2 separate regions of the Homo sapiens genome follow, and region 2 is linked to region 1. A link is an interaction called in ENCODE POLR2A ChIA-PET data of the cell type or tissue named here. Cell type or tissue: MCF 10A. All regions are shown on one strand. Links, peaks and the distances in the headings refer to the core of each region. The heading gives the core; the rest is flanking DNA. Region 1 overlaps PLEKHA1 (pleckstrin homology domain containing A1). Region 2 overlaps BTBD16 (BTB domain containing 16).

What was found. ChIA-PET counts read pairs that join two places held together with the same protein. Peaks named below come from ENCODE experiments on the same cell type or tissue, not always from the same donor. Only the 100,000 strongest peaks of a DNase experiment are listed, where the experiment ranks them.
Region 2: POLR2A ChIA-PET joins it to region 1 with 15 read pairs; 4 of 35 experiments call an interaction of 5 or more read pairs at or near these places.

Annotation. Positions count from the first base shown.
Region 1 is chr10:122,417,749-122,429,875 of GRCh38, reverse strand. It overlaps PLEKHA1 (pleckstrin homology domain containing A1), which reads right to left. Exons shown (of 12, transcript NM_001001974.4): 8 at 11,908-11,976; 9 at 5,613-5,677; 10 at 4,917-4,980; 11 at 2,845-2,934; 12 at 1-252. Among named protein-coding and RNA genes, the nearest start is that of MIR3941, 6.8 kb to the right of the region's middle. In MCF 10A, for the core only: no CTCF peak of the experiment used is centred there; a DNase peak (open chromatin) is centred at 9,755.
Region 2 is chr10:122,301,342-122,313,468 of GRCh38, reverse strand. It overlaps BTBD16 (BTB domain containing 16), which reads right to left. Exons shown (of 16, transcript NM_144587.5): 10 at 6,161-6,280. Among named protein-coding and RNA genes, the nearest start is that of BTBD16, 36 kb to the right of the region's middle. RefSeq lists an enhancer at 5,461-5,530. In MCF 10A, for the core only: no CTCF peak of the experiment used is centred there; a DNase peak (open chromatin) is centred at 5,298.

The DNA.
Region 1 (12,127 bases), core at 6,698-11,697:
AGGGCCATTTTTACTTTGAGGTCTTAACAGAGCTTGTTCAGTCACTTTGGAAGCTGGTTCTCTTGGAGAGACAGTCTGGACCTTGAAGTTCCCTGGCTTGACCTTGGCAAGAGACTCGTAAAATCCTCGCTTCTCCATGGTAAAGGTTGAGACCAAAGAGTTGCTGCGAGAGGCTGTGGAATGTGAGGTGGCGGTGGCTGCGTTGGTAGGACGGAAAGCGTGTTTGGATTCTGAAGGACCGGGGGGATGCTCCTGCAAAAAGGAGTGGCAGTCAGACACGGTCAGTCACTCATGACCAGGTTAGTAACTCAGTGTGAGACTTGATTCTCTGAAAAACAAATAAAACACACACACACACACACACACACACACACACACACAAAGGCAGCAGCAGAAGCCATGCAGCATAAATGTGCAAGTTCTTTCCCAAAGCAACGCGTTTTTAGAGGTGAGTTTAAAGCAATGATAGCCAAAAACCATTTCCACTAGGAAACCAGTTCCGTCACCAAAGCTGAATTTGGCAGCCTATGACACTTTGAAGATTCAGCCAACCTAAACTGAAATACAGTGTTCCAGCTGCAACTGAACTGTGTTTAAAAGAGAACCTCCCAGCTGTATCATTTTATTTAAGAGTATATTCTCAGTCAACACTAGGAATTATCCCACATATTTTAGAATGAAAAAAATTAAAATATAGACTATAACAATGAAAGGCCATATTTCTTTAATAAGCACGAATCATCTTTCAAACATTATTCTGCTGATAAGACTTAGTTTTTACTTCCCTGAATTTCACTGCAACCAATAATAGCACAGTCTTTTCATTTTTTACTTAATTTTAGTTCTGAATAGGTCATATATTCATATGGCTTAATATTTTAAAGGTAACAAAGGGTACACATTTATCACATTTTAAACTGTGGTGAAATAATTAGTAGTTGAGAATGTTAATTTCAATATGCTTCTAACTAGATCAAATCTGAAAATATCCTTAAATATGACCATTCTAAATACATTGCTATATACTAGTATATTATATTCATTTATGATACCAGTGGCTTTGAAATCAAAGTGCTACAAATTACCAAAACACTACAGAGTCCTATTAGATGGCTAAATTTCAGAGATTTTTAAATGCCATGCAAACTATAGTAATGTACAGTTTATCCAATGCATATGCATGCATTAGTTTGCATATATTATTAGAACAATGGTGCATTTCGTAAGTATTGTATCTTAAAAATTTTTAAATACATAATATAAAATTGAAACTCTTGCAGCAGTTGAGTATATTAATTTTTATATGTTAATGTCTCTTTCTGTTAGTAAAGTTGTATGTTTTATTTTTTATTTTTAAATACACATATCCAACCTGATGACTACAGTGAAACAGTTTGCGTTAGTATTGACAAAATCAGTTATGATAACTGCAAAAGGCAGTTTGGTTAACTCAACTTTCTATGATCAGTTGTAAGTAGTAAGTCTGGGCCCTCCACTAAGAAGGCACGTTTGCGTGAGAGCCCACATACGTGCTGCATTCACCAGCTCTTGATGTATACCTCTGTATACAAGGGTTCGACAGCCTTCTGGCCTGCCGCATCTGGAACACAGTGCAAAGCTAAGATTAGAGTTAACCTATACTGGGTAGAGGGAGGAAAAGAGAAAGTTGTGCTGACAGTCATAGCTAGATAGTCCAATCTGCCCCCACCACAAAGCACAAAACACAAACATCCTTCTCCAACTTTTCCTCTTCCCAACAGACACTGTTTTTGCAGAGAGTCTCATACTTGACTGCTGAAAAAGTCACATAAAATACAGGCAGTTACAAAATGAACATCTATGAAAGTGACTTCTTAGATATTTCAAAAAGGATATAAAGAGAGAATGACTTAACAACTAAGAAATCAGAAACATTGATTTCTATTTATTTATCTGTAGTTATCACTACCAGAAAACTAATAAAAGGCGGTATTATAATACTATCAGAAAAAAATATTAAAAGTGTAAGTAACTAGCATATATGTCATAGTAAATCTAGATAATAAAGGCTATCATGCTACATATGAGACTACTTTCCGCAGATGGCAGTGTTACATTTTAAGATACTTTAAATTTTCAGACCTGAGATCAGTGGCCAAAGTATTCCAAATGCAAATCTAATTCTTATGTACTTGAACACAAGAAAAATCTTTTAAAAAAATATTTCTGAGCAGAATGTTTAGTTGTATTTCAATTTTATTATCATACTACCACAAAGATAATTATGGTAGTTTTCAGAAGCAGGCTGTTAAAGCAGGTTTTAAAATGAGAATTAAAACATGAAATGGAAACACTGGGAGCACTGAACTGTATTTAAGGCCCCAGCTGCTCAGTGATCTGATGGCATGGTTAAGCCAAAGGTAAAAAACAAAACAAAACCAAAAAACCTGAACTGAAATCAGAGGAAGTAAAGAGGAAATTGAGACGTTCACAAAACTGTGTAACGCTACAACTAAAAGTCTTACATGATCCTGATCACACACCATACTAAGAATCTGTCAGATTATGCCAAATCTAGAGCTACTGACAAGTAAGAACTCCTAAAACAAAGCAAGGAAATGTTTATTCTTTAGTTGCCCTACTTGTGCATTTAACACAATACAATGCACAGAAAGTTATGTATACATAATACTACAAGGAAGCATTAAATTAGAAATGCATTATTTTTTGCAAGTCCAATTGGTATAAAAGTCAACATGCAAATAAATCTCAAGAAAGAAAGAAACCGGATGGATTGGGAGAGAGGAAATTTGATAGGATGGGGGAGACGCAAGGGAGTATCACCCCAGAGAGCAGGAAACCTACAGAAGACGCAGATCTGCCGGGACCCCGCTGTGCTACAATGGCGCCAGAGACTGCTTTAATCCAACTGTGCATCTCTTCAGGGCTATCAGCCTAAAGGAAAAAAGAACTCATTCAAACAATTTTTTCTCAAAATCACCTACTTCTATACAGCCAATGTATTTATTTTGATAACTTAAAATACTGTCATCAACAAAATCACTCTAAGGCAACTGTTTCCAAAAAATTTAGAAATCATTTTTTTAAAGCCAGGTTTTGCTAGGTCTTAACTACACAGAGACATAAATTGAGCACTTCAATGTCAAGATCAGACCCATCAACAGGCGTCAATAATGAATACCTCCAGACAGAAAACAAGGAGAGGAGGAAGTCCAAGAAAAACCCTTCTTATTTCACTCTACCTACTGCTACACTGTCTGAATCTGCTACAAGAATATTTATGTAGTTGTGTAATTTTTAAAAATTCTGACATTCTTTTACATATTTTTCTGGAAATAATTTCTAGTAGTACCCTAAATCCTACAATAAGTATTGACAGATACGTCTGGCTTTCAATGTGAATTTTAAACCTTACTATGAAATTAATCCAATTAAATAAGGCCCCAATCGGGGTGCAGAGATACTGCCTCTTGTTTCTAGATTCTAGAATCCCTTACACTTCTAGAATCTAGAAATATGAAAAAGTTTAAAATGCAGAATATTTTTGAATAAGTAATATTAACAAAGACTAAAAAAAAAAAAAAATACAAGTAGCCAAAGGTAGAGTATACTTCATTCATTACTAATGGAAATACAATTCTAGAAATCAATTTGACAAAATAGAAAGGGTCATGCTCTGATAGTTAATCTCGATCTAGAAACTTACCCTAAAGAAATCAGGCAAAGTAATGCACAAAGATGTTTTTCATCATTTTATTACAGTAAATGTACAAAAACTATGCACATGAACAGAGTAACACAGACACAATACAGCAACAGAGTAATACAGACACAATTTACTGGTGGAACATCAATGGAGTATGGTGCAGTTCTAAAAGGTTTTCAGATAATTTTTAATGACATGGGAAAAAAATAACAATATATGAAACAAATAGGATATAACACTATATTTAGTATGACCCCACCTATTATAAAAATATATACCTTAAGAAAGGGAGCAAAATCATAAGAATGGTTGCCTCAATGTGGGACTGAATGTTTTATAAGCCACATTTTTCTGAAATCTTTCTATATTTTCCAAGTTTTCTGGAATAAGCATATTTAACTTCAATAAAACAAAAACAAATCATCCCTTTTTGATTTTTTTTTTTTTTTTTTTTTTGAGACAGGGTCTCTGTCACCCAGGCTGGAGTGCAGTAACACGATCTCAGCTCACTGTAACCACCTCCTGGGTTCAAGCGATTCTCGTGCCTCAGCCTCCCAAGTTGCTAGGATTACAAGCCTGCACACCACCACGGCTGGCTAATGTTTGTATTTTTAGTAGAGATGGGGTTTTGCCATGTTGCCCAGGCTGGTCTCGAACTCCTGGACTCAAGCGATGTGCCTGCCTTGGCCTCCCAAAGTGCTGGGATTACAGGTGTGAGCCAACACAGCCGGCCCAAATCTTTTTTTAAAATTTTCCATTTAAATAATTCAATGAAGTATGCAAAAAGTACAATTTAAACTTAAATACAGGATGCCTACTATTAGTGAAACTATATAAATCTACTGTCTACTTTTACTATGGGTTTTTTTAATAAGGTTACCAAAAAATGATATAATAGAAAAATCAAAATTCTAAAACATGTGCAAAAATAATCCAACTTGAAAGTACACACTTAACATCTAAATTAAAAGCATTTCCCTTTCTCTAAATACTTAGTTCTAGTTCACTAATTCATAACAAATACTCCCACTTCCTGAACATATAACCCCACCAATAACTCTATATACAGTACCCTTTTATTAAGCTGGTGAATTACAGTTGTCATATTTTTTTAACCTCAAGTGCAACAAGCTTGTTTATGTTTATTTCACCTCTAATATTATTAATTTCTTTTTAGGAGGATCTATTAATTGCCAAATAAGCATCTTACCTGCACATAGAAAGTTCGAGACGTTGTTACAATTTCAAAGAGGTTGTCCCTCATCATTATGTCGCTGTATGAAAAAAAAATCCAATTATACTTAAATAGCAGTTGTTTGAGTTTCTCTTTCATTTGTTTACCCAGTACCCAGTATGCGTCAATAAATAAATGAGGTAAAGCACTGATTTAGCAAACCCAAATTATCTTTTCCCATTTATTTTAATGTAAGATTTTACATATTTCATGTAGTTTCACTTTTAGAAAAAGTTCACAAAGCAACTTTAAAGTTCAGAGTTTTTAGTAATCAGTTTGGTGAAACACTGTCACAGCTAACACATTTTCTTGTGAAGCTCTATTCTACTGCATCTTTTAAACACTTAATACATCAATTTGTCAAATCTGATGGCCTAACCATAAGTTGTTCACATTAAATTTATTCCTTTCCATTAGTAAGCTGTTTCTGTATTTTTAGTTTTCAAAGAAACAAATAAACGATTCTTTCCTAATTTTTAGTTTTCAAATGAACAAAGTAGTTCAATACTTTACTCTGAGGGTTTTGAAAATTCTAGTGTATCTCAACTATAAAGAGTTAAAAATAACTACAATTAATATGGAAAAATGTAATCTGTAAGTACATTACTCAAACTAAGGCACTATTCTGTGTTTATAACTTGTGCCAGGCATCAAGTCAGAGCGGTTCCTTACCTTTGCTTACATTCCTGGACTTTATGAACCTCTTTAAGTGGTATTACACGAAGAGGTTCCTTTTCCTGGCAAAAAAAAAAAAAAAAAAAAAACAGTTACATGATGTTTATTCTTAAAATCCTTTCAAAGGTTAGCTGTCTTATTTGAAGACCCATGTGAAAATCACACTTCTTTTCTGAAGCACATCTCAGAAATAAATCTACCTTCTTAAACCATCCAGCATCTGAATAGCTCAAACACTATAACCTTATATACACTGTTGTTTGAAACAAGAAAAACTGCATACGGCCCTTATTCACATTATTTCTGGCCTTAAGGGCAGTGTAACTAATTAAAAGCTATTAGCCATCAGACTTTCCCCGACGGACCCACGTACCAGTATGCACAGCATCTCCTTTTCTGGAATGTCACTTTGATATACAAGGCAGCAGAGCAAGTGCACATCCTGCTTCTTTGACTTAAATTTGTGATTTTACAAATATCACTTTTATATAAATACAAAATTGAATGTTTACTAAGTGCTGAGACATCTGCTAGCTTTTAAATGTTTTATCTCACACTTTCCCCAACCCTACAACACATGTACTACTATTCATGTGCTGAAACTGCAGATTAGACATGTTAAGTATCTCACCCAAGGTTACAAAGTAGATATAAGATACAAATATAAAACTGGTTCCTAATAGCATATTTCTAGTATACATTCCATAAAATACAATATACATATTTCATTGAATATGACAGCGTGAGATTAAGACATACCATTACTTTATGTAGCACCAAAAATAAAACTAAACCATGACAGAGTGTTGTTGTTTTTTTTGTTTTTTTTTTTTTTGAGATGGAGTTTCGCTCTTGTTGCCCAGGCTAGAGTGCAATGGTACGATCTTGGCTCACTGCAACCTCCGCCTCCTGGGTTCAAGGCAATTCTCCTGCCTCAGCCTCCCAAGTAGCTGAAATTACAGGCGCCTGCCACCACGCCCAGCTAATTTTTGTACTTTTAGTAGAGATGGGGTTTTACCATGTTGGCTAGGCTGGTCTCAAACTCCTGACCTCTGGTGATCTGCCCACCTTGGCCTCCCAAAATGCTAGGATTACAGGCGTGAGCCACCACGCCCAGCTGGGAGTGCTTTTTTAAAAAAAAAAAAAAAAATCATAGATCTTTTTTAAAAAGTTTTACAAAATAGTTTAATTTTGAAATAATTTCACACTTAATAAGAGACTGAGAAAAACAGTACAAAGAATTTCTGCATAACCTACACCTTGTTTTCTAAACTGTTGATATTTTACATTTGCTTTATCATTATCTGTTTATGTTTATATATGTGTGTGACAGAGTATATGTATATATATAGATTCCTGAAATGCTTGAAGGTTAAGTTGTAAATATGATGTACCTTTACTAAACGCTTCAGTGTGTATTTCCTAAAACATGGATGTGCTCTTGCATAACCACAGTGCAATTATGAAAACTGGAAACTCAACACTGATGCAATACTATAATCTACAGACCATCTTCAGATTTCATTAATTGCCCTACCTGTATTCTTTACAGCACAAAAACCATTTTCTGATCCAGAGTTAAATCCAGGATCATACCATGTATGTAGCTGTCATGTCGCCTTTAACTGTGGAATAGTTCTTCATTCGTTTTTCAGAGTTTAAAGAAGTGCAGGCCAGTTATTTTTGTAGAACACCTCCCAGTCTGGGTTTGCCTGTTATTCGTGCTGAGATTCAGTTTATACACTTTTGACAGGAAGCCACAGACATGACACTGTTCTTCTCAGTGGACCACTATTAGGAGGTACACACCCGATGGTGGCTTGTCCTGTCACTGGTGTGTTAACCCTGATCTGTTGCTTAAGGTCATGTTTGCCAGTAGCTGTAAAATTACTTTTTCCCTTTGTCACTGTTAAGTATCTTGTGGGGAGATACCTGGAACCTATAGTAATACCAGGTTTCCCATCATAATTTTGCAACTAGTTTTATCAAACCCTGAAAACTCCTGCCTGAAACCATTACTAGTGGCTGCCAAATGGTGATTTTTCTAACCCCATCAATCCATCTACATATATTAAATAGAATTTTACTCTAAGGAAATATTTTTCCTTCTCCATTTATTTATTTATGACTCATTTTTATTCTATGGGTTATATTCCATTACTATCATTACTTATTTTGTTGTTTAAATTGTCTGCATTTTGGTCAGCTCCTTCAAGGTAATTTCTGTGTCCTTTTGACATGTTCCATTCATTCTCTGAGCCACTTCCTTATCCTCTGGCACAACTTCACTTTCTGAGCTCAGCTTGTACTTTATCTGCCCCAGCTCTGAAATCAGTCACATCACCAAGGGTTCCTGATTCCTTTTGTTTACAGAATGGCATTTACAGTTGCTTTTGGGCAGGGTGGGTGGGGATTTGCCAATCTCTTAACTCAGCCACAACCTTCTCATGACAGATGAGAATATTTCATTGCAGTTTTAATTTGCATTTCTCTAATTATCAGTGATGCTGAATTTTTTTAAATATTTTAAGACCTATTTTAATTTTTAAATGAATTGCCTATTCATGTCTTTTGTTCATTTGCCTACCAGGTATTTTCCCCTCCATTTTCTCTCTTTTTTTAATCTTTGAAACAAACACGAATTTATACAAGGATTGAAAATACAGCATAAAGAACTGATTTTCCTGAACCATTTCAGAGTGAGTTGCTGACCTGTCCCACACTACCCCTGAATACTTTTCCTACATTCTCTTACATAATCACAATACAATCATCAGAATCAGAAAACTGTGCCCAAAATGTCTTTTATTAGAGCAAAAGAATTCAGTTCAGAAGCACGAATACCATCTGCTTGTCAAATATTTTCTTTCCCTCAGTCTGGAACAGTTCCTCATTATTCCTTGACTTTCATAATCTTCACTCTATGAAGATTGCAAGGTAGTTATTTTGTAGAATGTCCCTCATTTGGGTGTGCCTCATGATGGGATTCTGATTACATACCTTGGGCAGGGATTTCACAGAAGTGATGCTGTCTTCGTCTTCCACTATCCTGTCAGGTGATTTCAATTTACCTCATTACCAATGACATTCACTTTAATCATCTGACCACCTGAGTAAAGTGGTATCTGCCAGGTTTCCTCACTGTAATGTTATTCTTTTCCCCCTTGTACAACACTTAATACCTATTTTAGTAGACAGGTACTTTGAAACTATGTAAATATTTCATTCCTCATCATACATACAGATATACATCCATTCACCAAAAAGTATTGTTTCTCTGACAAGATTTGGCTTCTATTATCCTTAATATAGTTCTTGATTTTATCAATCAGTGTGTATGTGACCATTCTCCCATCTCTGCCACCACCCCTCCCCATGTGGATGCCCTTCTCTCCCTACTCCGCGTGGGGCTAACCCCCCAAGAGGACAGCCTCCTTGTCCTGCGTGGGCTCTGACACCCACACAAAGCTACACTGGTTCCTCTTGGATGCCTATGTTGCTTTGCCTCACCTAATAAATTAGAGTCTGAGTCATTTCAGATTGATGGAAGGAAAAGAGAGCAAAGTAGGTGAGGAAAAATCCCCTCAGTTTTTAAGATTCCTTGTAAGTTTTATCTCTAATACATGTTGCAAATATTTTCACCAATTTTTCGGCTGTGCACTTAAGTCTTTTATACTTATTTTTAAAATTTTTAAATGATCTTTTAGAGATACACACTGAGATATTTACAGATGAAATGGGAGACATCTAGGATTTGCCTCAAAATATGAAGCAGGAAGTGGGTGGTGAAACAGAAGAAACAAGACAAGCTGAGCCATGTGTTAACAATTATGACATCTAGGTGATGGGTATATGCAGGTTCCATGTATTATTTCTATCTACTAAAAGGGTATGTTTACACTTTTCCATGATGAAAAGGTTTTATAAAAGAGCCCATTTACACTTTAAACATTTTTATCATATATTATTCTTGAGCATATATAAAAAAGAAAAATATAGACAAGATAAACTGGTTATAGTTTTTAAGATTTCACATTCAGATTCCAGATCTTCTGAATCACTTTTTGACTTGGAGCCACCAATGTCCATATTTTTCACTCCAAGCCATTCTTTGTGCCAAAAAGAGTGTTGGTGATGCAGTATTTAAGAATGTTTCATGGTGTCCCTGAGATTTCCTCCCAAGCTGCCAGCACCCTTTTCTGCACATGCTGATGCCGGTGTCTTCTGGATTTTACCCAAAGGTACTGTGCATATGGCAAGCAGTCAACTACAGCACAGCTGCAGCCTGGCTGCCCCTCGTCCTTAGCAACTCTAAGACATACTGCTAAGATTTCAGAAATGTTAAAACTGGGGGAGGGGGAGCTGAAACAAGAACTATTACAGAAATACTAAGTTTTGAAAACCTGTATGCTGGGCATTATTCTGTGAAATTTGAGAGGAAGAACAAAGAACTACCATAGGAGATAAACTATACTCCGTAAAATTAGGAAAACTTAAGTATAGTTATAATTACTGACCTTTAAAGGTTTTCAGCTTTATCTGCAATTTCTAAATACTAAAAATATTCCTAATTATTAAAACTACTGTTGATGATGGGGGCACACGTCAATTTCCCCACCAAAACTGAACTCCTGAAGGCCAGAGAACTTTGCTAATTATTCTCTTTTATTTTCAGTTCCCAGAACAGTGCACCAGGTTCATGGAGAGCTCAATGAATGTCTGCTGCATGAATGACTCTTCCCGGGAGTATTGGCTTTAAATAAAATCTATGAGACAACCTGCTAACCAAGCACAAGGATAGCCTCCTGAGACAACAAGGCAGGTACTTTCTGAACCAAGTAACTACTACTTCCAGTTGAGGCTCTTAAGCTTTGAGAAAGCCCCATACTAAAATGGCATTTCTTGCTATGCTATGCCATTTTTCATTCATTCAAAGACACTTATTGTCTATCAAGTGCCAGGCCCTGTGATCATAAAAGACTACAAGAGTCTTTACCCTTAAGAAGCTCATTTAATTTAGTTGCAAAGACAAGAATGCACGTGATTGCAAAACTCTGGGAAGAGCATTATGATACAAGTATGCATAGGGTACCACAGGGCATATAAAGAGAAGACACTTAACCCAGAGTCTAAAAGCTTCCCAGAAGAGCTGACTCCTGAGGTGAATCTTAAAATATCCCCTTCCTATACACTAGTGCTCTGCTGGCCAATACAGTGGCCATTGTGTGTAATGATGTAAATATAAATTAATTAAAATGAAATTAAGTCAGTTCCTCAGTCACACTAGCCACATTTCCAGCACTCAACAGCTACATGTAGCTAGTGCCCTTGGACAATACAGATACGGCACATTTCCATTTGTGCAGAAAGTTCTAATGGACAATGCTGTTCTGGTGACTTCATTCAAACAAAGTATAAGTTCCCTTCTCAAAGATCCCATACAAAAAGAAGACGTAGGATAGACATTTATACTACAGAATTGCATTCAATGTCTCCAATAAGCTATTTCAGGACTCAGATCACCCTACAATATTTTAAATAAGGATGCAACTCAAACAAGGCGAAGAGGGAATTTCAATTTCTGATTCTACCTTCAGGGAAGATAAAAACATCTTATGTGAAGTGATTTATGAGTCAATGTGAAATAGGTAAAGAAAATCTCAAGAGAAAGAAATACAGAGGGTTAAATATTGACTTTTACAGACAGAATTCTTTACACCACTTTCCTCACTGTAATGTTACTCTTTTTCCCCTTGTACAATACTTAATACCTATTTTAGTAGATAGGTACTTTGAAACTATGTAAATATCTCATTCCTCATCATATATACAGATATACATTCATTCACCAAAAAGTATTGTTTCTCTGAAAAGACTTGGCTTCTATTATACTTAATATAGTTCCTGATTTTATAAATCACTGTGTATGTGACCATTCTCCCATCTCTGCCACCACCCCTTCCCCATGTGGATGCCCTTCTCTCCCTACTCCACGTGGGGCTAACCCCCCAAGAGGACAGCCCCTTTAGAGGAAATTTATAGACTAGAGGATTCTGAGATCTTCAGATCTTTCAAGGTGGAATGCTGCTTTGAAGATAGGATCTTTTTACTTAAAAATGTATTTAAGAAAAATATCATTAACCAAAAGCATCACAACCAAATAAACTATATTTACCTCTAAAAACTAGACTTATTCTGAAACTACAGAACAGTACAAGAAATTATATATAATCACTACATTGCAACACTTTTCAAACATTCTTATAGCAACATTTATGACGTAACAACATACCAGTTCAGATTTGAAGTAGCCTATTGTGTTTTCATCCAATTGAAAATATCTTCTCTTCCAGTTTTTCATCTACCAGAGATGAACACAGACATAAGACTTGTGTTTCTAAGAATGTCAAATGTTAGTCACCACTTAATTACCCTGATATGAACCCACAATCAGACATGCCAAGCAGTGAAAAATCTCATTACTTCCCTTAGAGATGCGATAAATTAAACCT
Region 2 (12,127 bases), core at 2,812-7,811, 110 kb after region 1:
ACATGGTGAAACCCCATCTCTACTAAAAATACAAAAAGTAGCGAGGTGTGGTGGCACGTGCCTGTAATCCCAGCTACTCAGGAGGCTGAGGGAGCAGAATCGTTTGAACCCGGGAGGCAGAGATGGCAGTGAACTGAGATCGCACCATTACACTCTAGCTTGGGTGACACAGTGAGACTCCATCTCAAAAAAAAAAACAAAAAAAAAAAAACAGCACTAACTATAAAAGAAAGGCTTGATAGATTATAATGCCTTAAAATTTAAAATTTTGTTCATCAAACGAGCATTATGAGGCCAGGCACAGTGGCTCACGCCTGTAATCCCAGCACTTTGGGAGGCTGATTCAGGCAGATCACCTGGATCAGGAGTTCGAGACCAGCCTGGCCAACATGGTGAAACCCCGTCTCTACTAAAAATACAAAAAATTAGCCAGGCGTGGTAGCACATGCCTGTAATCCCAGCTACTCAGGAGGCTGAGGCAAGAGAATCGTTTGAACCTGAGAGGCAGAGTTTGCAGTGAGCTGAGATCACACCACTGCACTCCAGCCTGGGCAACAGAGTGAGACTCTCTCAACAACAACAACAAAAGACCATTCTGAAAGTGAGAAAGCCAGCCACAGAGGGAAGGTATTTGGAATTCATATATCCAACAAGGACGTGGACCAGAACGTAGCAGAACATAGAAAAGAACAAAGAAAAGATGGGGAAAGGACTTGTGCAGGCACCTCACTAAAAAGATACCCAATGGCTAACAAATATATAAAGAAATGCTCAACCTCATTAGCAGGGGAATGTAAATTAAAAGGGAATAGGCAAATTAGTTCCACTCTCCATCCATTAGAAAAGTGAAAGACTGGCCAGAAGCGGTGGCTCACACCTATAATCCCAGCACTTTGGGAGACCAAGGCGGGTGGATCACTTAAGGTTGGGAGTTCAAGACCAGCCTGGCCAACATAGTGAAACCCCCGTCTTTACTAAAAATACAAAAATTAGCTGGGTGTGGTGGCGTATGCCTATAGTCCCAGCTACTCAGGAGGCTGAGGCAGGAGAATCACTTGAACCCGGGAGGTGGAGGTTGCAGTGAGCTGAGACTATGCCACCGCACTCCAGCCTGGGAGACAGAGCGAGACTGTCTCAAAAAAAAAAAAAAAAAAAAAAAGAAAAAGAAAAAGAAAAGTGAAAGACTGAAGATACCTAGTGTTGGCAAGGATATGGAAAAACCAGAATTCTCATGCACTGCTGGTTAGGGAATAAATTAGCACAGCCACTTTGCAAAACTGTTTGGCAGTATTTACTAAAGTTGAACTCATCCATACCCTATGACATAGTAATTCTATTCCTAGGTTTTTACCCAATAGAAGCACATAATTATGTGTACCACAAGACATGTACATGGTTGTATATAGCAATACTATTCCTAGTGGCTGAACATGTCCACCAACATCTGAATAAATTGTGGTATAATCATATAATGAAATATCCTATGAGAATGAACAAGCTATTGCTACATGCAGCCACGTGGATGGATTTTACAGATACATTATTGTGTGAAAGAAGCCAGACATTTAAAGGTGTATGCTACAGAATTCTATTTATACAAAGCTCAAGAAAAGGGAAGATGTATTGGTAGTAAAAGAGGTCAGGATACTGTTTACTTTTGGTGGAAGAAGTAGGTACTGAGATAAGGGGCTTTAGAGACTGGCCATGTCCCCTGTTCTGGTCTGGGTGCTGGTTACACAGGTGTGCTCACTTTGTGGAAATTCATTGAGCTCTTCATTTAAGGTTCATGCACCTTTCTGTATTTTATGCCTTGATTTTAAAATGTTCTTTTAAAAAGTTGAAAATTTGCCTGCTTCTGCCCTTTCTCCGATTACAAGTTTTTACAGCTTTCCTGAACTTCTCAGACTACCAAGTGGAATGAAATGATGACTTTTCCTTCATAGATGAAGGCAACAGCTTTGCTTACATTTTTTGTTTTTCCTACAAGGAGATGTTAAATTTAATTCGGGACAGCCTATTTGTTTTTCTCAACTAGCTATTGCCAGAAAAACAGGCTGTAGAGTGTAGAGTGGTGTGTGTATGTGTGTTTATGCTTTAGATGTGTGTAGTTGTGTATGCATTTATGTGCACACAGGTGTGTGTTTGTATGTGTTTGCAAGCCACACACGACCGTGCGTGTTTGTTTCCTTCTTACATTGATGTTCTTGGATAGCAACAAAAATAAACTTGAAGTTGTTTCTAAACATCTGGCTAGGCAAAGAAACTGCCCCTTCAACATTATGTCAGTGTCTGAGGCACAAAGCACATGTTCAAAAAATATTTGTTGAATGAAAGATTGAAAAAAAAATTAATGAACAAAAGAAAATGGGAGAGTAGAAATGGCTTGGACGTATGTCTTTATTTTTGGGTATAGTCGTTGCTGGAGAAGTCAGTTATTCAACTACGTTCCCTCCTAGCCTGTCTTCCGGACACTGCTGAGACAGATGAGGAAAGGGGCGTCTGACTCATTTTACTCAGTTAATGGCTCTCGACCCTCCTTTCCGGATTCTGGGCCAGCCAAGGCCATGCCCGCAGTTGCTGCTCAGCTTCTTTCCTGGTAGGGTCAAGGTCCGGGTGAGCTAATATTTGTTCAGCTTGTCCCACTACTGACATGTTAGGGAAGTGCAGTTCCAACTTGTCAGTTCCCATAATGTGACGGCCTCAACATGTCCCCCTCCCCGGGAAGTAGATTGCTCTGTCATTGAAGTTATTTTATCAATATTTGCAATTTTTAAAATTGGGCCAAATTGCTCCCTCTCTTCTCATTTCCGAGCCTGTTTACTGTCTCCCCTGGGGTCTGCTCCTCTGTCTCACTTTGAAATGCTCCTGGCACATCCCTGTCAGCGACCACTGGAGCTTCCTTGATTAGCTGCTCCCTTTGCCCCTTTGAACTTTGTAGCTCAACTCCCCTGGTGACGCAATGCTGGCCCAGGCTGTCCGTGACTCCCTGCAGTCTCCCTCCACCTCCACAGGGAGCAGAGGTACCTCGGGGCAGCTGGAGCCCTCCGGCCACCAGCCCTGCTAGGCCAGCAGCTACAAAGCCTCCGCACTGTTGCTGGTCAGCCCTGGGGATCCTCGGCAGGGGATGGCAAACATGGACCCAGGGCGCCACCAAGCCTGGCTCCTGCAGCCAGGATAGACACCGCTAATCTACTGCGACATTCTTCTTCTCAGAGCCTACAGAAAAGCTGAGAATCCTTCTTGGGCTGGTGCACTCAACGGGCACCACCCATCAATAGAAACGGAAATGTGTCTGCTATCTCAATGTTGTCAAGTTGCCACATGCATGACATTCTCTGAATTTTCCATCAGCATTTAAGACCCACTTCTGTGAGAAGAACTGAGCTACATAAAAATGGACCCAGCACGGTGGCTCACGCCTGCAATCCCAGTGCTTTGGGAGGCCGAGGTGGGAGGATCACTTGAGGGCAGGAGTTTGAGACCAGCCTGGCCAGCATGATGAAACCCCACCCCTACTAAAAATACAAAAATTAGCTGGGCGTGGTGGCACGTGCCTGTAGTCCCAGCTACTTGGGAGGCTGAGGCACTAGAATTGCTTGAACCCAGGAGGCAGAGGTTGCAGCAAGCCGAGATCGTGCCATTGCACTCCAGCCTGGGCAACAAGTGAGACACTGCCTCAAAAAAAAAAAAAAAATGTACTCAGCACAGTGGCTCATGCTTGTAATCCCAGTGCTTTGGGAGGCCAAGTGGGAGGATCACTTGAGACCAGGAGTTTGAGATCAGCCTGGGCAACAGAGTGGCCCTGTTTCTACAAATAATAATTTTAGGCTGGGCGCAGTGGCTCACGCCTGTAATGCCAGCACTTTGGGAGGCCGAGGCGGGTGGATCGCGAGGTCAAGAGATCGAGACCATTCTGGCCAACATGTTGAAACCCCATCTCTATTAAAAGTACAAAAATTAGCTGGGTGTGGTGGCGCTTGCCTGTAGTCCCAGCTACTCAGGAGGCTGAGGCAGGAGAATTGCTTGAACCTGGGAGGCGGAGGTTGAAGTGAGCTGAGATGGCGCTACTGCACTCCAGCCTGGCGACAGAGCGAGACTCTTTCTCAAAAAAAAAAACAAAAACAAAAACCAAAAAACAAACAAACAAAAAATAATAATAGTAATAATTTTAAAAATTAGCCAGATGTGGCTACATGCTCTTGTAGTCCCACCTACTCAGGAGGCTGAGGCGAGAGGATCACTTGAACCTAGGAGTTTGAGGCTGCAGTGAGCTATGATCACGCCACTGTACTCCAACCTGGATGACAGAGCAAGACCCTGTCTCAAAAAAAGAGAAAAAAAAGTCTGACAGAGACTCACAGTCCAGCAAGGTGCCAGGCAAGTTGGGGCAAGAGAAAGGATCATAAGCCCTTTGTTGAAGCTGCTTATGATGTCCCTGGGAGGGGCAGGACATATACATGAACTGAGGGGTTCAGCAGGGGCTGGGCAGAGCAGCTCTGGTGGGTGGCCCCCATCACGGATGGACAGAGAGGAGGCAGAGCAGGCAGGGACTGGGGGAAGCAGGAGCACCCAGAGCAGACCCCCAGGTGAAGGAGCCCGGGGCTCAGGAGATGCATTTGGGAGATGGAGGCCAATGACAAAGACACAACTGCGAGGTGCTACCACCCTGGAGCAGCTGAGCTGGGCAGGAGAAGAACCATCCACAGTGCTAAAAGTGGGCCACAAGGTCCTCCATGATGACAGAGTGGGCCTGGACAGTGTGCAGGGGAGAGCATCCAAGCCCTACACTTTCCCATCTTTTCTCCCAGTCTGACCCAAAGCTCGCTGGAGAAAGGAGAGGGCCAAGCAGGGAAGGAGGGAGGTTGGGGAAGGGACACAGCAGGCTCTGGCTGTCTGGAGCCACCCCCACTCTACATTGAGAGGACTCTGGCCCCTGTTGAAAGATTTGTCATCACTGCTTAGGTCGGGGCAATGACATGACTTGGAAAGAAGCAAATGGTTTCCAACGAAGAAAATTATACAGGATCAGGGGGCTTGGGGAAATGCATGGCGATGTGAGGTCTGGGACAAATCAACGTAGATTCGAAAAGAAAATGGAAAAGCTGTGGTGGTGAGAAACACCCCTGTGCCTGCCACTCCAGGGAAGAGCTGTGGCGTCTCTGGCTCAGGAGTGCAAGCAAAGGCCTTGGAAACAGCAACTTTGGCAGGGGGCCCACACCTTAACTCCCTTCTCCTCACTTGCTTCTTCCATATTAAAAACACAGCTCTAATGAATCACCACATTCTAGCTCTTTTTCCTATCTCCCAGTGCTAAGACGTTTCCAGTAGGAGAGCTGACCTGGAGCCAAACAGCAATTCCTCCTGGTGTGCATGACTCATTGGAAAAAGTGTCTCATAGGCTATTAAAAGAGTGGGGGAGGGCGGGTAAAACATTTGGGTTCAAAGCAAATTATATGGAAACTAAACACAGTACATATAATTCCGACACTGAATGCTGCTTTCCTCAAATAACAAGACAGAGAAAGAAGTGGGCTCTTTACTTAACGCAGCGCACAGATGTTCTGTTCCAGAAATGAATTACGTGCTTCAAAACAATGCAAATGAAACTTGGCTTAAACAGGTCACTACGTGAAGACGTGTTTATCTGCTAAACTCACACATGCAAAAGAAATGAAGCATCTTTACTTCCACTTCCTTAAACTCGCCTCGTCATGCTTGGAAGCCCTCATTCCTGAGGCTGTGGGGACCAGAAACACAAACCTAACAAGGTAATACCACCAGTTACTTCCACAGAAAAAGTGAGTTTTATTCAACCTAAGAAAGCTGATTTTTTTTTTTAATGAAGTTTTAAAGGCCAGGGTAGTGTGGTCATTTTCCTGAAGAGAGGAGTACCTTTTGCCTCATGCCTGTTACTGGACACAGCAAGTTCCCAGAAGCACCTGATTATCTCATAGTACAACACCTACATGTTGTTTACTTTTCCAGGTAATTTGGTGGTTTGAAAGCATCCTATAATCTTAGGCCCTATTAAAAAAACAGTGCCCTCTGAATGATGCTATGAAAAATTATATCACTGATGGTTTTCCCCCGTGATATTATGAGCAGTGTTTGTACATTTCAGTATTTGTGTATTTCATCAATCAACACTAAGTTATATTACCTCTTAAAAAATGTCATCACGGTTTCATAAGTCGGAATTGCCTGAATCTTGTAGTTCAGTTGCAAGAAGACCCACAAAAGCATTGTTTTCAGAAGATGGAATTCACTAAAGGTAAATAACCTGGCCAAAATAAAAAGATTGAGAAGAAATTTCAGAAATAGCACAAAATCACGCTGCTTGTAAGAAGCTGGTTAGAATGAGTTTGGGAATGAGGTGACACCACATTTGAGTCTGAAGGTAGCCTCAGACATCAAGCAGGTAAACAGCTTACTCAAGGCCACTCAACTGGGAAATGGCAGAGCTAGGATTTGAATCTCAGCAGCCTGACACTAGGGCCTGTGTTTTCACCCACCCTCTGTGCCCCGCAAAACAATGATCGTCATTTAATGAGCTCTTACTATGTGCCAGGTGTTCCCAAGATGTTTTCTGTAGATTTTTTCATTTAATTCCACACAACCATCCTGCAAAGTTAGGATATAGTCCTTACTTTTATAGATGTAGAAATTGAGATTAACCCTACATTTATTTAAAATTTTAGTGTTTTGTTCATCATGGCATTTTTTGGCATCAATTTTAATTCTAATATATTACACTAAAATAGACTGCATCTCGATGACTAAGTTTTTTCATGCTCCCTTAAATTTCGCACCAAGGTGCCTCACTCACTTCACCTTAGCTCTGGCCATGATTGAGGGCTGAAACCTGAATAACTTATCCAAGGTCACACAATTCTGGGCTCAGACCTGGGTATAGGGCAGGTTAGAATCTCAGTTCCTCACCAGACTGGCTGTGGAACCTCCTGTGAGTTGCTTAACTGCCCCGCAGCTGCAATGTCCTCATCTGTGAAAGTGTGATCACAGCAGCTGCTCAGAGGAGAGTGGTACAGAGTGGATGAGGTGAGTGGATGAGTTTCCTATCGCTCCAATAACAAATTGTCACAAACCAAGTGGTTCGAAACAACACGAATTTATTTTCTCATCATTCTGGAGGTCAGAAGTACCAAACAAGGTAAGATCAAGTTGTCAGCAGAGCTGTGTTCCTTCTAGAGGCTCAAGGGAGAATTGTTTCCTTGCCTTTTCCAGCACCTAGAAGCCACCCACATTCCTTTGCTTATGGCCCTTTTCTCAGTCTTCAAGTCAGCAGTTCAGCATCTTCAAATCTCTCTATGGTTCTGACTCTTTGGCTTCCCTCTTCACATTTACAAGGTCCTTGTGATCACCATGGGCCCACCCAGGTCATCTAGAATAAGCTCCTCATTTTAAAGCCCGCGGACACTATTCACAATAGCAAAGACATGGAATCAACCTAGGTGCCCATCAGTGGTGGACTGGGTAAAGAAACCATGGTACATATACACCATAAAATACTATACAGCCATGAAAAAGAGTGAAGGCATGTCATTTGCAGCAACATGGGTAGAGCTGGAGGCCATTATCCTAAGCAAATTGACACAGGAATAGAAAACTAAATACTGCATGTTCTCACTTGTCAGTGGGAGCTTAAACATTGAGTACACATGGACACCATTAAGGGAACAATAGACACAGGGCCTACCTGATGGTGGTGGGTAGGAAGAGGGCGAGGATTGAAAAACTATGTATAGGGTTGTACTGTTCTGTTGTTGAATTGCTACAAAGAAATATCTGAGACTGGGTAATTTGTAAAGAAAAGAGGTTTACTTGACTCACAGTTCCATGGGCTGTACAGGAAGCATGATGCTGGCATCTGCTTGGCTTCTGGAGAGGCCTCAGGAAACTTACCATCTTGGCAGAAGGTAAAGGGGGAGGAGGATGTCACACAGCCAGAGCAAGAGCAGGAGAGAGCAAGGCAGGAGGTGCCACACCCTTTGAAATGACCAGATCTCAAGGGAACTCACTCACTATCAGGAGAACAGCACCAAGAGGATGGTGCTAAGCCATTAGTGAGAAATCCACCACCATGATCCAATCACCTCTCACCAGGTCCCATCTCCAACACTGGGGATTACAATTCAATGTGAGATTTGGTGGGGACACACATCTAAACTATATCAAGGATATTATACTGATCACCTGGGTGACAAAATTATCTGTACACCAAATCCCTGTGACATGCAATTTACTCATGTACAACCTGCACATGTACCCCTGAACCTAAAATGAAAGTTGGAAAGAAAGAAAAGAATCAGCTGATTACTGACCTTAGTTCCATCTGCAGCCTTAGTTTCCTTTGCCATACAACCCAACATATTCACAGGTTCCAGCCAGTGAGATGTGGACATCTGTGGGGCCATCATTCTACTGACTGCATACATACAAAGTGCTTAGTACAGTGCCTGGCACATCATGACATGCTCAGCGGATGGAAGCTCTTATGGATATGTGGCAGGGTCAGGTCCTAGCTCCAGAGCCTGTGCAGTACCTGCTGCAGCATGAGGCCTCTCCTCCATAAATGAGCATTGCCAAAGAATAGCTGCTGGCCAGGCGCAGTGGCTCACACCTGTAATCCCAGCACTTTGGGAGGCCGAGGCGGGCAGATCACGAGGTCAGGAGATCAAGACCATCTTGGCTAACATGATGAAACCCCGTCTCTACTAAAAATACAAAAAATTATCCGGGCATGGTGGCAGGCGCCTGAGTCCCAGCTACTCAGGAGGCTGAGGCAGGAGAATGGCGTGAACCTGGGAGGCAGAGCTTGCAGTGAGCAGAGATCACGCCACTGCACTCCAGCCTGGGCGACATAGGGAGACTCTGTCTCAAAAAAAAAAAAAAAAAAAAAAGAATACCTGCTACCCCGTAATGTCAGCTCTGTAAGTGTGGCTATCTCCCAACCCCCTTCTCTAGTAGCCTCTGATGGTTATCTATGGAGCCATTTCAACATTTCTTAAACCCGTTGACATTTTCAGTCTCTGACCATGGACATTGCACCCTGGCCTTAAAATACATCACCGCTTCCACATTCAACCACTCTATGTGGTTATGGTGGGTGGCACCAAAGACAAACCGTGACTCTAAAGGACAATGAAAATGTCACCCACCTCTCATGCTATTTCTGAACAGAGTAAAACTGTCTCTTTCCTCTCCTTTGGTTTTCAGGCCACCTACAAATGCATGGACTTTGACTCTGGCCAGACAGGACCAAGTTTGTCACCATCTGGCAATCATCGTGAGGCCGGAAGGGGAGACTCTCCTCAGAGCACTTGGTATGATGTCCCTGTGAAGAACTTTGTCAGCTGGGCTGGCGAAGTGGTGTGATTTCCAGTGTAGACTCCACACCTGAGGTCCTCAAGCCCAGAAGGCCCTTTGAGGTCTCACTAAAGAGGGGCTAGCAGCAACATGGGGGAGTCCTTGGGAGCTCCACGAATCAGAATCCTGGTTCTATTATTTATGAAGCATAATTATTAAAGTAAATTCCTCTGTCTTTAGGTCAATATCAGACCTGAAAGTATTCGTTTGTGCAACAGATAACCACACCAAAGACATTCACACACCTTTTCATTTACCTAAGAGCTCTGATGGCCTCAATCAAGACAGAACCCACAGGGACTTGAACCTCCCTCTATGGGCTGTACCATGTGTGTTTACTGGCACTCGCTAGCAGCCATTGGAATGTAAATGGTAATTGTTCTTTAGGGGAAAAAAATGCTTTTCATAAGACACTGTCCTCTATTTTTCACTGAGAAAATTATATATAAACAATAAAAGTCCTCTTTCGTATGTAGACCATAGAGAAAGCCATGACCATGTGAGTAAGATATGAACAAGGATGCCCACTGCTCCATCGCTTGTCACAGCAAACAAACAAAACAAAACAAAACAAAAGGCCATTAGGAAGGGAGTGAAAAGAGATCGTTGTGCATTCATTCAATAGAACCCTTTACAATTAAAATTTTAAATGCTCATTAGATATGCAAATATCAACATGGAGAGAACACAACACACGATGTAAGTGAATAAGTTGCAGAACGTTACAATCACGATGAGAACATGTATTTCAAGTTTAAATCTTTTAAAGCAATATTATTCATGTGGTAAGAGTAAAATTACATAGATTAAATCTGCACAAGTTCCTAACAGTGGTTTAATTGTCTTTAGGAGGGGAAGGAGGCAGAAATGAGGAAGGGAATGGGACTGGGAGGGAAACATAGGCGACTTCTGCTTCATTGGAAATGTTTGATTTCTCAATTTAAGACAAAATATTAATATTCGTTCATTTGGGGAGATGAGTACAATTGTGTTTTGTATTATAATTCTACCTTTATACTTTTTTTTCAGAAACTACAAGGAGATATACTTTTTTTAACAGTAAAAATATTAATATTCCTATTGTTCTTGACCATCAATAAGGAAAAAGAAGGCCTCATGCAGAGCACGTCAGTGAGCTGGTAATGACCACAGGCTTTAGGCCACTCAGACGTGGGTTCAAATCCCAACTCTCATGTTGCATGAGGAGACCTTCAGCTGATCCCGTCATTTCCTATCATCTCTATTCCACAGGCAAGAAACACCAACAGTATCCATCTCATTAGGTTGCTATAGGAATCAGTCTGGGTAACTCACTCAGAATATTCTCTATACAACAACAACTGTATATAGCTGAATAATTGGTGGGTATTGTTAGTGTTAGCTAAAAAAGCATTGGATTCAGGAACTATTATATTTGAGATGGGTGCCCAGGGGTGTCCCAGACACCCATAGGAACCTTGTCCCATGCTGGAGGGCAAAGCCATGGGACAGATGCAACAAGGAGGACATGCATAGCTCTTCTTAGGGAATTCCTGAGACCTCGAGACTTCTCGGGTTATAGGCGGGAAGTCAGGGAGAATTGGAGACACAGGGATACAGTGCCCCTGGTCGCAAGGTAGTCTTTTGTTGAGATGGGAGCTAGACAGTGCTCTGAGGTCTCCATCCTCCTAAGTCCATGAGCAGCTTGGCTTCCAGAAAAACAGAACTTGGAATGAAAGCTTCTTAATATTAGAGTTAGCAGAACAGTGTAACCCAACAGTGACCTATAAGAAGAAAATTAACTGGAAACCAAATGCCAGGCAAATAAATTTAGACTGGAGGCCCAGGAGGTCAGGAAAACTGTTGCATATTTTACCCCAGGTGGTTTACAAAATGGAAAGCAAAAGCTGAAGGAAGATGAGCTCGAGGGACTTCAGATGGAGACGGCTGAATGGCCCAGAAGCTGCAGCATCTGCTGAGAAATGGACGTTGTTCCAAACACATGTGACCACAAACAGGGAATTGGCCCCACAGCTGGAGGGGCTGATAAGTCAAGCCAAGGGCCACTCCACCCCTGACCTTGGAGTCTGCATTTCCACACATCCCACTCCGGGGCCACGTGACTCCTTGGGACCACTCGGTTCTCACTATGTCCTTTTAGTTGCTGGTAGCCTTGGCCTCCATGACCAACGACGAGGGGTGCAGCACACAGGGCAAGACGTGGACTTTGGAGCCAGTGGAGGCCCTGCCCTGCCCATCGTTAGCCCTCTTATATCAGGGATAATAACTGTGACCACCACGTGGGGTGGTGGGGATAGAAAGGGAGAGTGCACATAGCACACAGCACACACCAAAATGTTAGTTGGAGAAAGGTGCATTCTGAAACAGCTGTGGGTCATGGTGCCAAATCCACCGGCCAGCAGCCTGAAACTCACAAGCACCCTAATATGAGAAGCCCTAGCCAGTGAAACTTCTAACAAGCCCCCCTCTTCCTGAACCGTTTCCCACCTCCCTCAAGCTTTAACAAAGGCAGCCACTGGAGATCAACCTCAGAAGATGTGGGCAGAGCCTGGGGAGTGGTCAGCGTGGGCACATGGCTGATGACATGCCTGAAGCCACACAGGGCTCTTTTCCCTTCAGTGATAGCCCTGGACTGTCTGTGCAGACAGCTCCTGGGGAGGGGCCGGAGGAGCAGGACCCATTTTCCACATCAGTCATGTCTGCCAAGCTGATGAGTCTAGACACTTGACACGTAATGCTCTTG